Regions from separate parts of the Homo sapiens genome. Here all the other regions are linked to region 2. Evidence: chromatin loops called from intact Hi-C (ENCODE). Cell type or tissue: dorsolateral prefrontal cortex. All regions are shown on one strand. Region 1 overlaps TCF12 (transcription factor 12). Region 2 overlaps TCF12 (transcription factor 12). Region 3 has its middle 65 kb from the start of LINC03065.

What was found. Hi-C counts contacts between places; a loop is a spot of excess contacts. Peaks named below come from ENCODE experiments on the same cell type or tissue, not always from the same donor. Only the 100,000 strongest peaks of a DNase experiment are listed, where the experiment ranks them.
Region 1: it touches region 2 in a loop (2.7-fold over the local background); 3 of 110 quality-filtered maps call a loop at or near these places.
Region 3: a loop joins it to region 2, with 5 times the contacts of the local background. A loop is called at or near these places in 2 of 110 quality-filtered maps.

Annotation. Positions count from the first base shown.
Region 1 is chr15:57,014,945-57,018,944 of GRCh38, forward strand. All of the region lies in intron 3 of TCF12 (transcription factor 12), which reads left to right. Among named protein-coding and RNA genes, the nearest start is that of TCF12, 98 kb to the left of the region's middle. In dorsolateral prefrontal cortex, a CTCF peak has its summit at 2,262; no DNase peak of the experiment used is centred here; H3K27ac peaks cover 3,559 bases.
Region 2 is chr15:57,078,137-57,082,136 of GRCh38, forward strand. The region is part of intron 4 of TCF12 (transcription factor 12); the gene reads left to right. Among named protein-coding and RNA genes, the nearest start is that of TCF12, 160 kb to the left of the region's middle. In dorsolateral prefrontal cortex, CTCF peaks have their summits at 1,522, 1,728 and 2,481; a DNase peak (open chromatin) is centred at 1,514; H3K4me3 peaks cover 1,628 bases; H3K27ac peaks cover 3,838 bases.
Region 3 is chr15:56,819,684-56,823,683 of GRCh38, forward strand. No RefSeq gene overlaps it. Among named protein-coding and RNA genes, the nearest start is that of LINC03065, 65 kb to the right of the region's middle. In dorsolateral prefrontal cortex, a CTCF peak has its summit at 2,231 (motif pointing right); a DNase peak (open chromatin) is centred at 2,218.

The sequences.
Region 1 (4,000 bases), 63 kb before region 2:
TCCAGATGAAGGGTCTGAGTCTGAGGAGGAGATTATTATCAACAGTTACAAGTGCCTTAAATAGTCCAGGCGTGGTGGCTCACACCTGTAATTCCAGCACTTTGGGATGTGAGGCAGGCAGATTGCTTGGGCTCAGGAGTTCAAGACTAGCCTGGCCAACATGGCGAAACCCTGTCTCTACAAAAAATAAAAAATTAGCCGGGTATGGTGGTACATACTTGTAATTCTGGCTACTCAGGAGGCTGAGGTGGGAGGATCACCTGAGCCCTGGAGGCAGAGGTTGCAGTGAGCCAAGATTGTGCCACTGCACTCCAGCCTGGGCGATAGAGCCAGACCTTGTCTTAAGTGAAAAACCAAAACCAAAATTCAGATGCTTTAAATTTAACATAGTGCTAAGTCTCCCACCCGTTTCCAGATGGCTCAGCCCATGTTTTGGTTTTCATTCCCCATAACCAATGATGGCCCCAGCACTCTAACCTTCCATGCAAAATAGCTGTCAATATCTTCAGATGTCTTGCCCACCCCCATTTTTGTAGCCATTGCTCAGTTATTCCATAAAGTGGCTGAATGCCACCTTGCTGTTGTGTGGACAAACAGGAGAGGTTTGGCTGGCTGAGGTTTGGCTGAGTTTAGAAGTAGGGCAAAATCTCAGGCCCTTCATGGTTGACACTGAGATTATGGGTGCTGTCTCTGGAGTGTCCATTTGTGGGCTACATAGCCCCATGTCATGTTTCTTAGACAGTTTCTCCAAAAAAACAAGGACTTAGAGACTCAGTTATTTGAACTAAAATAAGAATGCTAAGCCACACTATTCTGATGGAAGACCTTGTTTGAAGTACTGTGGGCTTGTGCCCTGACTGATTTATATCTTACTTGTGGAGTTCCAACCATTGTAAACAACACTTCTTTCCAGGGCGATCTCATGACTTCTTGGTCCCTTAGTTCTTATATAGAAGCCAGACATTAATTTGCCCCCTTACCAGAAACATAATGACTTGTATTGTAAGAGTGATTTTAAGAGACCTTTAGGTATTTAAGGAAACATCATATAGTTCTCATATGATTGCTGAGATTTCTCCAAAATCAGGCTAACCTAGATTACTTGGGGGAATTTCCTGGAGGGGCTGACTCATTCATTATTTACGTGTACCCTGCAGGTAGTTTATCTCTAGGATGGAGTCATCCGGTTAGGATAGGTATTATGAAATCAGTCCCTGACTTCAGCTGAAATGATTAGTGTTAGGATTTTATCTCTAAAAGGTATTCAGGTCAGCATCAAGTCACTAGCCAGAATTGTTATGTATGATAGAATTGCCTGGGACTTCTTCATGGGCCAGACAGATTACAAGGTAGATTCTGTGTAATTGCCAATGCATCTTCCTATACCTGGATTAATGCTTTAGTTTAAGTGGAAAGGTCAACACAGAAACATGAGGAGGAAGCCAGTTGAATTTCTAAGGTAGACTTTGATGGTTTATGGGATTTGTTTAGCTGATTTTGTCCAAGACCCTAGAGGACCTAGTGGAAGTCAGTACTGTAGATTGACCTCACCTTGCTGCTCAGAGTTCCTGTTTGTAGTAGCCTTAATTACATAATTCATAAGGCAAATTAAATACATTTGGTCCTCCCTTTGTTGGTCAGATTAATCAGCTTGGTTGATAGAATGGCATACTTATAGAAAAATTGACTGGGAGCCTAAGACAATGTAGAAGCAAAGGGTACATATTGTTAGAAGGTGATTTTCCTTGGGCCTCTTGCATTTCCATGTTTTACAAGCAGAAGCACTGACTGCCTTTGTTTTGGACTGTCCTTTCAAGGATGCTTGTATACTAAACAGCCATGGAAAGTAGACATAGTTTCTCCCTCTGGAACAAAGGGCAGGTATGTTTACTGTGTATATGGAGAGAGAATTTATCTCTCCAGAGCAAAAGTCAGCCATACTTACTGTGCATTATAGATCTGGGCTTCCTAAACTCAGGCTTCCTTTCCTGTAAACGCACTGGGCATGCAGACATCCATTTGGGCTCATCCGTGTTGCTGTCATGACAGTGGGGATAAGGGAACTGATGCAAATATGCTGATATATTCTTGCTGGGATGTGACTAATAAAGTCATTTGTCTCTGATCTGAGTCTCCTGTCTTCTACCTTCATCCTTGAAAGGGTGGCAGGCTACCTTGTTAGTTTACAAGTAGGGCAAAATCTCAGGCCCTTGACACAGTTGACACTGAGATTATGGGTGCTCTCTCTAGAGTGTCCATTTGAGGGCCTCGTAGCCCCATGTAATAAAAGATCCATTTGAGAAGTAAATAAAAATTTCAAAGGCATATACCCTTCAGCCTAGCAATGCCATTTAAATGTATATGCCCTCTAGCTGACTTAAGGAGAGTCACAAGTTATCGCCCTTGAGACAAATCTGGCTCACTGCTTATTTCTTGTAAATGAAGATTTGTTGTAACATAGCCGCACCAATATTTATTGGTATTGCCTATCATTGCTTTTGCACTACAAGGCACAATTGGGTAGTTGCAACAGAACCATATGGGCAAAGCCAAAAATAATTCTTAACTGTTCCTTTAAGAAAAAGTTTGCAGGGCCCTGCTTTAGCATGCTAGCCCAACATTGTTTACTTTAAATATATGTGCAAAAGTAGGTATACAAAGTAGGTATATCAAAATAGGCATACAAAGATGTTCAGTGCAGAATTATTGGTAATATTTTTTAAAACCCACCAGTTAAACTGTAAGCAACCTCAGGAGATGTGAGAAGGTCTAATTTTCTTTCTTTTTTTTTTTTTTTTTGCCTGAACATTGCCTCATTCTTTAGATTTTAAAAAGTCATACCTTGCAATGAATTCCTGGTGACTCTGGTATGTGGCCTTACATACTTGTTCTTTAAATATACATGTATATTTCTTCTTCTTCACCCAGTTTTAGAAAAGAAGGGATTGTCACATAATATAATCTGGGAAAGAAGGCAAGGGACACCAGATTATTTTGGTAAACCTCCATGTATCACAAACTCCAGGGAGTGTAAGAATCACCCAGTGAGGGTTGAGGTGTTACTGTTGAATTTTACATTTTAGTAGAAGGATCTTGGAAAGCCAGTCAAAAAGTAATTTAGGACACTAAAGTGTCGACCTAAAAGGAAGAAGCTGAGGCAAAATTAATGTAAGTAGAGAGCGTATTGGGGCCAAGCTTGAGGATTGCAACCTGGGAGCATAGATTCAAGTTGCTCTGAATATACACATTGATTAGCAGCAGTTACAGGTGAATTTTTAGAGGCAAAACAGGTGGACTGATACAAAGTTGTTAGGAATTTTTGTTAGTTTACAGAAATAACATTGATTAGTGATTGGCTATACATTGTTAAGCTATGTGTGTGGCATTAGGTTAATTTATAGCTACTTGTTGCAATAGCAAGCAGTTTCAACAGATGACTGCATAGCTCAAGAGGCAGGAAGTAGGATGTAATTGCTGTCTCATTTTAATGCCTCTCTGGGCCGGATTTATTTATTTATTTTTATTTTTATTTTTTTGAGATGGGGCCTAGCTCTATCGCCCAGGCTGGAGTGCAGTGGCAAGATCTCGGCTCACCGCAACATGTGCTTCTCGGGGTCAAGCCAGCCTCTCACCTCAGTCTCCTGAGTAGCTGGGACTACATGCACGTGCCAGCATGCCCATCTTGTATTTTTTGCCATGTTGCCCAGGCTGGTCTTGAACTCCTGAGCTCAAGCACTCCACCTGCCTTGGCCTCCCAAAGGGCTAGGATTACAGGCATGAGCCACTGTGCCCTAGCCGGGGCCTGATAATTTGAAAGGGCTCATATTCCTCAGATAAAAGTTCTTTTCTCAAAGTAAAACAAAAACAAAAGAGAGAGATTGAAACAATAATAACAAAAGTTATTGCTTTGGATGTTGATGAGCCACGCTAACTACTGGTTCTTTTTAGAGTAAGGAAGACCCTCTGATTCTGTGCTGAGATGTGTTGATAAAAATCTAGA
Region 2 (4,000 bases):
TTTTGCTTTAGGGTATTCTTTAGCAAATCTTAATGCGACTTCTGCCTGCCTAACAGTATTTGTTCTGCTTTTGGTGCTCCCATTTGAAGCTGTGCTGGTGTATTAGCATCTTCTAAACTATTCATACAAAACCCAGCAAGTTTAACTTGTAATTTGGCGGACTGGTTTGTACCTCATTTAAATTTTTACTGTTTATTATCATCCTGTCCCCTAGACTACTAGGGAGTCCAATGGTACTAATCAAACCTTGGAAGCTATAATGTGGTACATGCATCTCAGGCCCAGACCTCATGAAAAGGTTATTCAGTTTATTAATATATTTTCAGATAATGTCTCTCTCTTCTTGTGACTTCTTGTGACTGTAAGCTCCTTGAAGGCAAAGGCTTTTATTTATTCTTGCATCCTATCATCTGGCACAATGCCTAATGTATTATAGGCAGTACTACACATATATACATATGCATTATCACACTTCCATATGCATATTTTAATTTCTTTAATTTCATTAATAACTAGATTGACATGAAAAGATAGGTAAAAAAATAAGATGAGTGTTGAAGGAGAAAATGGGGGCTAAAAATCGAGAGCAGGTAAGACGAGAAGATGAAGTATCAAAAAGCACACCTGGCATTTAGGATATAGATTGATAGTATGCATTACAAATATTAGAACTCAAAGCAGACAAGAAATCCATTTCGGTTATTGCTGCTGATGAAAACCATCGTATTTGATCACATAGATAACTCAGTTTATATCACAATTAGCTTTAGTTTCCTTAGGAAGGGTATAAGAAAAGAAAGGTAATGCTGTGACCTTTTGTTATCAAAGTAATGCTGGTCTTCTATATTTGTAAGTATCTGAAAATTTTATATTATGTGCAAATGTAATTAACTCATTATATTTTCGTAAGTATGTGAAAAGTTTGTATTGGGTGCAAATACAGTAAAGCAGTATCAGTTTGGACTAAATGTCTGAATTGAAGTGTAATTTTATTTTTTAGGAAATAACTGCTTTTTACTTTTAATTACATGTATTAGCTGAAACTATTCCAATAAAGTAATGCCACTTAAACGTGCTTCACAGTTTACATACACACATCAGAATAGAGTTTTTCTCTGGTAATGGATCAGATAGTTATTTCTTTGATTGTGTACTAGGTGAAGATGCTGACTTGTGTTTTCATACCATGTTATATGAAGAATACTATTTCTCACACTAGAATCATGGCCATGGAAGGAGATGCTTCCACTGAGAAGCATTAAAAAATCCATGAGAATTGCTGGCACTTCCACATCTCATGCTCACTCCAGGATACAAACCATGCTTTTTGGTAGAGTAGGGATGGAGTGGAACAGTACTTTTTCTGCTTTCATTTTTTATAAATTCACATAGTTTGATTAGATCAATTGACGTAAGATACGAGTCAGTATATCTGGACACACAAATAACCACAAAATCCCTCCGCTGTGTGATTTTATTCAATTCTAGTAGATGTTTCTCAAACTGGTGAATGAGTAGCCCCTGGCGGTTGTTCCTCAGCCTTGTTCTCTAACGTGGTTAGAGAAGGAAATGCCTTTACTTACTGATTTTTTCAGTGAAAGGAGACTGACAACCATGCAGAAATAAGTAAAATGGTCTTTAGTTACAAAAGTGCTATGGAAATGAGAGGGTAGTGTATTTAGAATTTAATTCCTTTGTTCTTTGTAGCAATAAGGACTAACCTGAAGAGATATTTTCTTTAAATAAATCTATAAAGTATTAACATATTAATAGGAAGACTCACAGATTCTAAATCTGTGATTTTGGTATATTTAAGGAGACTTAAAGATCATTCTAAAAACGCTTTCTCAAATTAAAACAGCAGCTTTCTTGAAAAATAATTTAGATGCTCTTTCAAATTGAAAAATTACAGAAGTTCAAAATGAGGAAGTATTCCACTTCCAAGAAAAACCTGATTAGTTACTTCAGTAAGCTGCTCATTGAAAATAAATGTCTCTACTGACAGGATTATATTTTAGTTTTAAGAAGCTAATTTATCATTTAAAGGTTATCTCTAAAAGTTAGGTTTTGTATATCTAATGTACTCACAGTTACACCTACCTCTCATAACTTGATAGTGAAACCTTTCTGTTTTTCAAAGGGAGTTCCAGCATTTCAGCTGCTGAGCACTCTGCAAGAGAAACTGTATACTGTACATCAGAAAGCAGGGGTACTGTCTGCCTTTGATGTTAAGTAGAAATGAAGACTTCCTTCATTGCCGGTTCTTTGTTGGATTATTCACATGGCACCTGTGTCCTTTAGCCAGATAATCACTGTTGATTTCAGAGATCTAGGAATTGAGGAAGGGGATAATAGGTCTGTCTCTTAACAAGCCGTTTTGCATTCAGTTGCTATTTCTGGGAAGCTTCAGTACTGCAGAACGAATCACAGAGTCCCTGAGGAAGATTAGTGCCCCCTATCATGCTGTTTCTCTTGTTGAGCATTCAATTGATGTTGGATTTAGGGCCCTGACCCAAAAGATTTTGATATCTCTGTGAATAATTTCCTTTTTTGCAATTGTCAGTGCATTACAGCTAGGCCATTCGGATGCCTTTTATTAGAATGGAGTTACATAGCCTTTCCCAATTAATTATAATGAATATTAATTCTTAACTATAATTGCCAAATCATTATCATAAACTTTAACATAAGGGTACTCAACTACTGGCTCTGACGCTGTAGAAATTTGCCTCTAGGTTTTTTGAGGCCTCTGTATGCATTTTCCATGGGAATTATGTTAGCATCCCAGAAGACTACTGTACCTATTCCCACCTTGGGCAAGAGAAAAGTTCTGCGGTAGATAAAAATGTCTGCAGTAGATGTTCACTTAGCAGCGGAGGTTTTTCCATTTCCCATTTTGTTTGTGGCTTCATGAGAGTCCCCCAGTCCAAACAGTTTACTAAAGCTCTTATGACTGTCTCCACTGTTGTGAGCACCATTTGCCAAACTGGGTAGTTAAATTTTGTTTTGTTTTGTTTTGTTGTTGCATTTTCCTACTTTCATTCCTTTATTCTTATGAATTACTGTTTGAACAGATTTATTCTTCATTTTGTATGGCTTCAGCCTGTCATTGAGCCATTCAGTTCACAATAGTTCTATCGGGGAGCAGTTATTACTAGAAAGGCAGCATTTCATGGTGGGCTCTGGACAGACAGCCTGGATTCAAATCCCCATCCTACTATTTACTGTTAGACTTTGGGTGATCTGTGTAAATTTTCTGTGCCTCTTGCCTCATCTGTGGAATGGGAATAATAGTAACTAGTTCATAGTGTTGTAAAGATTAAATGAATAAAGCCTTTAGCCCAAGTTCTGGCAAATGGTATCGCCAAATGTATGCTCATGCTATTATTATTTTTATTATAGTAGTAGTTATTACTTTTTAGTTGGAGCCTCACTCTGTCACCCATGTTGGAGTGCAGTGGCGTGATCTCAGATCACTACAGCCTCTGCCTCCTGGGTTCAAGCGATTCTCCTACCTCAGCCTCCCAAGTAGCTGGGACTACAGGCGCATGCCACTACACCCGGCTAATGTTTTTTGTTTGTTTGTTTGTTGTTTTTGTTTTTTGTATTTTTAGTAGAGACAGGGTTTCACCATGTTGGCCAGGCTGGTCTCGAACTCCTGACCTCAAGTGATCCACCAGCCTCAGCCTCCTAAAGTGCTGAGATTATAGGCAAAAGCCACTGCACCCGGCCCATGCTATTATGGTTAGTACTGTTACACAAAACCTCAAATTAGGGAGGATGAGTGAAGATTCGGTAATATATTCCTGGAAGGAACCACTGATCTATCAGCTGTGGCTTATCTACTTTCACCTTCAAGGAAATGAATCTAGGCCAGGGATTTAGCACATATGTGAGCCAGTTATTAAATAAACATTGTTTCACTATTATACTTTTAATTGGAACTTACCCTTAAAGATGATTGGCTTTAGTCATGGGGCAGGAAGAGGGAGTGTAAATA
Region 3 (4,000 bases), 260 kb before region 2:
GAGTATCCATCCAAATATGAGGACAAACTGGGAAAATCCATTGTGAGCAAGCAAGTTTAAAACACAGCACAGAGGGAGAAGGTAAAAAAAATATTTAAGGTAGGTTTCTTAATTTTTTTATAGGATGCCAGCAGCCTTAGCCTGATGTGGGAGGAGGCTCTAATCAGGTCTGGCTCTTCTTCCACATTCCACTCCACTGGGTGGTGTTTTTCACTGGGTGACTACAAAGTCTTAACATGTTTAGGTGGGTTCTTAGTTGAGGTGGGAGCGTTTCATGTGTTTGCTTCTCTAGCAGACATCCTTTCTCAAGGACAGGTACCAGATCTGGCAGTGGCACTTCTGAGAATCCAGAACCTTTTGCAAGACACGTGGGCTCTTCTAACTCAGTTGTCAGGGTAAATTACTTGGCTCTGTGTCTAGGGCAGAGTCTCAGTGAACTGAGCTAGCATGAGCTGGCTGAAACAGACCTCATCTCTGCTTTTACTAAGAAAATAGAAACAACCACAAGACAACTGTAACATTTCCCACCAGCATTCTCATTAAGTTTTGCCTTTCCTTCCTTGATGATGGAAAAACTGTCCTAGACTCTTAGTCCTCCTAGACCTTGTGACTTAAGCCCTGGATTCCCCATCACCTACTCAAAGGCTTTGCTCTTTTCATCAATCACTGTCTCCACCATCTCTACATCTCCACTCTCTGTTTGATCATTCCCATAGCAGATACACATGCTATAATATCTCCTGTCTTTAAAAAACCTGTCTTCTCTAGAATTACACCCTCCTCCAACTACTCCCTCCTGCTTCTCAGGCCTCCTTACATCATCATTTCTAAAGCAAGTTGTCAATACTCAGTGTCTCTCCACTTCCTCATTTCATGGTCTCTTTTCAGTCTTCTCCAATCATGTTTGCTTCCCTATGATTGCACTGAAGCCATTCTTCTCAGGATCACCAGTGAGCTCTACATGTCTTAAATCCTCTGAACAATTTCCCAGCCCTTCTCTTACTTGACCTCTCAGTGGATTTTATTTCACTTGGTGAACCACCTGGAATCTGAGTCAACGCACTGTCTCGGTTTTCCTCCTGTGTCCCTGGATTGGCCTCTTCTGAGTCTGCTGGCTCCTTCCTCTTATTCCTCATTTTTTAATTTCTTTAAACATCTTCTGTTCTTTAAATACACTCGTTCACTTTATAGGAGATCTTATCCAGTCCCATGGCTTTAATTTCTGTCTCTCTGTCAATAACTCCCAGATCTATATTCTCTAGCCCTGACATTTCCCCTGAGCTCCAGACTTAACATATTCTGCCACCTACTTGACATTTCCATTAGATGTCTAATAAGCATTTCAAATTGAACATTTTCAAAATAGAACTTGGTCTTATCTCCCAAACCTGTTTTTCTTACAGTTTTATACACTGCAGCTCCTGGCTTTACCATTCATCCAGCAGCTCAGGATATAGACTTGAGGCTCATTCTTGACCACTCTATTCCTCTTACACTCACATATCATAAAAACCCAATTGTGTGGGCCCCTGCCAGACCTGACTACCTCTATTAGTGATGGCCAGGACGGGCTATCTTCAAAATTCCCAGCAGATGATTTCCAGGATTAGTGCTGTAGTCTTCCCTCGTGTGTCTATGGCTCCCAGGATTGGGTATGAAATGGTAAACCCAAAGTGCTTGAGGAAGGTGACTCTGGTGCAAACTGAGTTCCCGCATCTAATTTAGCCACTCCAACTCTATGACAAGTGATTCTTAATCCCAAGGAAGAGGAGCAATTATACTCTTTCAAAAGCCGGTTTCCTAGAGAAGGAAACCCAGAGGTGGAGACTTCAGGGCTGGGTCTTCCAAGCACTAGATATTGCTCATCTCAGTGGATGGAGACATTCACGTGGACTGGGCTGGGTCAGGTAGGTCAGGGGAAGGCAGGAATACCTTAAGTAAGGCTTGTTAGGAGACTGCATCTGCATCTGAGAACCAAGAAAAGCCTCCATCCCTTTTGAGCATGTCAATTATTACAACAGACTATGAAAAGAAATGTGTAGGGAATTGTCTAATGAATTCCAGGAATTGATAAATATATTTGATAAATCATGTGGGCTCTTCCTCTGGGACTACAAACACTTGAAGCATAATGCAGATGTCTCGACTGGACAGAATAGAGCCCAGTAATTCTTCCATTCTCTTGGACATGTACTTTTCAGGGTTGGCCTGCAGGTGGTGGTGTAGCCCACAGAGGACTTGAGGACCTGTCTGGACAAAGGACTCACAGGATGTTAGATTTAGATTCGTATATTAGGATTTTGTCCAAGTAGCTCATGCCTCCTTGATCCTGCATGAGAAGATGACTAGGGCCTGCACAGCCAAAATGACACCATAATCTGCCAGATCCCCCCTCTCCCATTGATGTCAAAGCTCTTGGACCAGTAAGCTGGGTTATCTACAACCTCTTCCCTGTCCAGGCAGAGGATAAGAGAAAAACTCCCTCCCAGATACACTCAAAATGTACTTCCCACGTGAGGTTGCTAGTGCCTTTGAAGAGAGGGCATCTGTGGGTTAAGTGGCCAATTCATCATGGTGCTGGTGTTGTTGCTCCCAGACTCAGTACATGAAGTTAGCATCCTCCCTTTCCCCACACATTCTCCACCCCTGCCAAAGCCTTGGAAATAGAATTGCTGTCCATCACTGGCTTGGCAGGAAGCCACACATATTTGTAGTGGGGTCACAAATTCATTCACTCTGTACTCAGATGTGCGAGGAAAATATAGCTTCTGTATTTCTCCATAACTCATCTACTCATCCACAGGGAATTGGGAAAAAAGGACCCTAAATTTATCCCCTTCAGTTAAACTTAGTTCAGCTCAATAATTCAGATGCCTTCTTTATGTAAATTATCTTTAGTTTCTTTAGGTAAAATACGGTCTTTACATTTTCTCTCCATCTCTTTGTTGTCCTCCAAGTTAGTGACTCTGTCTCTGTTTAGTGGGGTCTGTAAGAATTTAGATGACCCACGCAGCAGAGATATTATCTGAATCCTCACTAACCAAAGGTGAAGTGGCTAGATTTTCTGTTTACTGGACTGGTGACCACTGAAGGTTGATTTTTCTGGTTTGGCTTTTTGAGGTAAAGTAATTTCCTCTGGAATCTGTGTTTCTGGCCATCTCAAAGTTTCTACTCAGGTACCTCTTTGTTTTAACCAGAGCCCTTTGGCGTACCTCTGTGCTCTCAAAACCTCTGTCTCATCAGAACACACGGGACTTGCTAGATCACCTGTACAACATCCCGGCCATGTAAGCCCAGGAGTGATGGCTCAAGCTCATCTATCAACCCACCTACTATACCACCTCCTCACCATCACTCCTTGCCAAGACTCTGGCCTCTGGCCTTCTCACTTCTTGTCTTCCTCATTTCTTCCATAATCCCTTGGAACTGGAAGGGGCAGTCTTTGGGCAACTCATTCACCCATGTACTATCTCCCTTCCAGGGTAGAGCAACGCATATCATGACCTAGCTTTCATAGGTGGTAAGGTTATCTTCTTTTTTCTTAAGAAAAAAACACTATGAGTTGAGGGCCCCATCTTAGTTCATGGTATGCCTTAAATCTGAATTTAAAAATCCTTTCTGGACAAAGCCTAAGTCTTGCTATAGATCAGTACGAACAATAATCAAAGCACAAAGGTCAGAAATTACTTTGTTGTTTTAGAGTTATGCTGTGCAATATGGTAACAGCTCCATGTGTCTATGTAACTTTAATTTTTAAATAATTAAGGTTTTTAAATTCAGGTCCTCAGTCATACTAGCTACAATACAAGTTTTCAGAAGCCACATGGGGATAGTGGCCACTATGTTGGACATCAAATATATAAAACATTAGCAGCATCACAGAAAGTTACATCGGACAGCTATTCTAGAGGCTGTCTACCCTTTTCCCTTTTCTGAGGCACTAAAACGCTTTTTCTTTTTGGTGACGGAGTCTCACTCTGTTGTTCTGGATGGGGTGCAG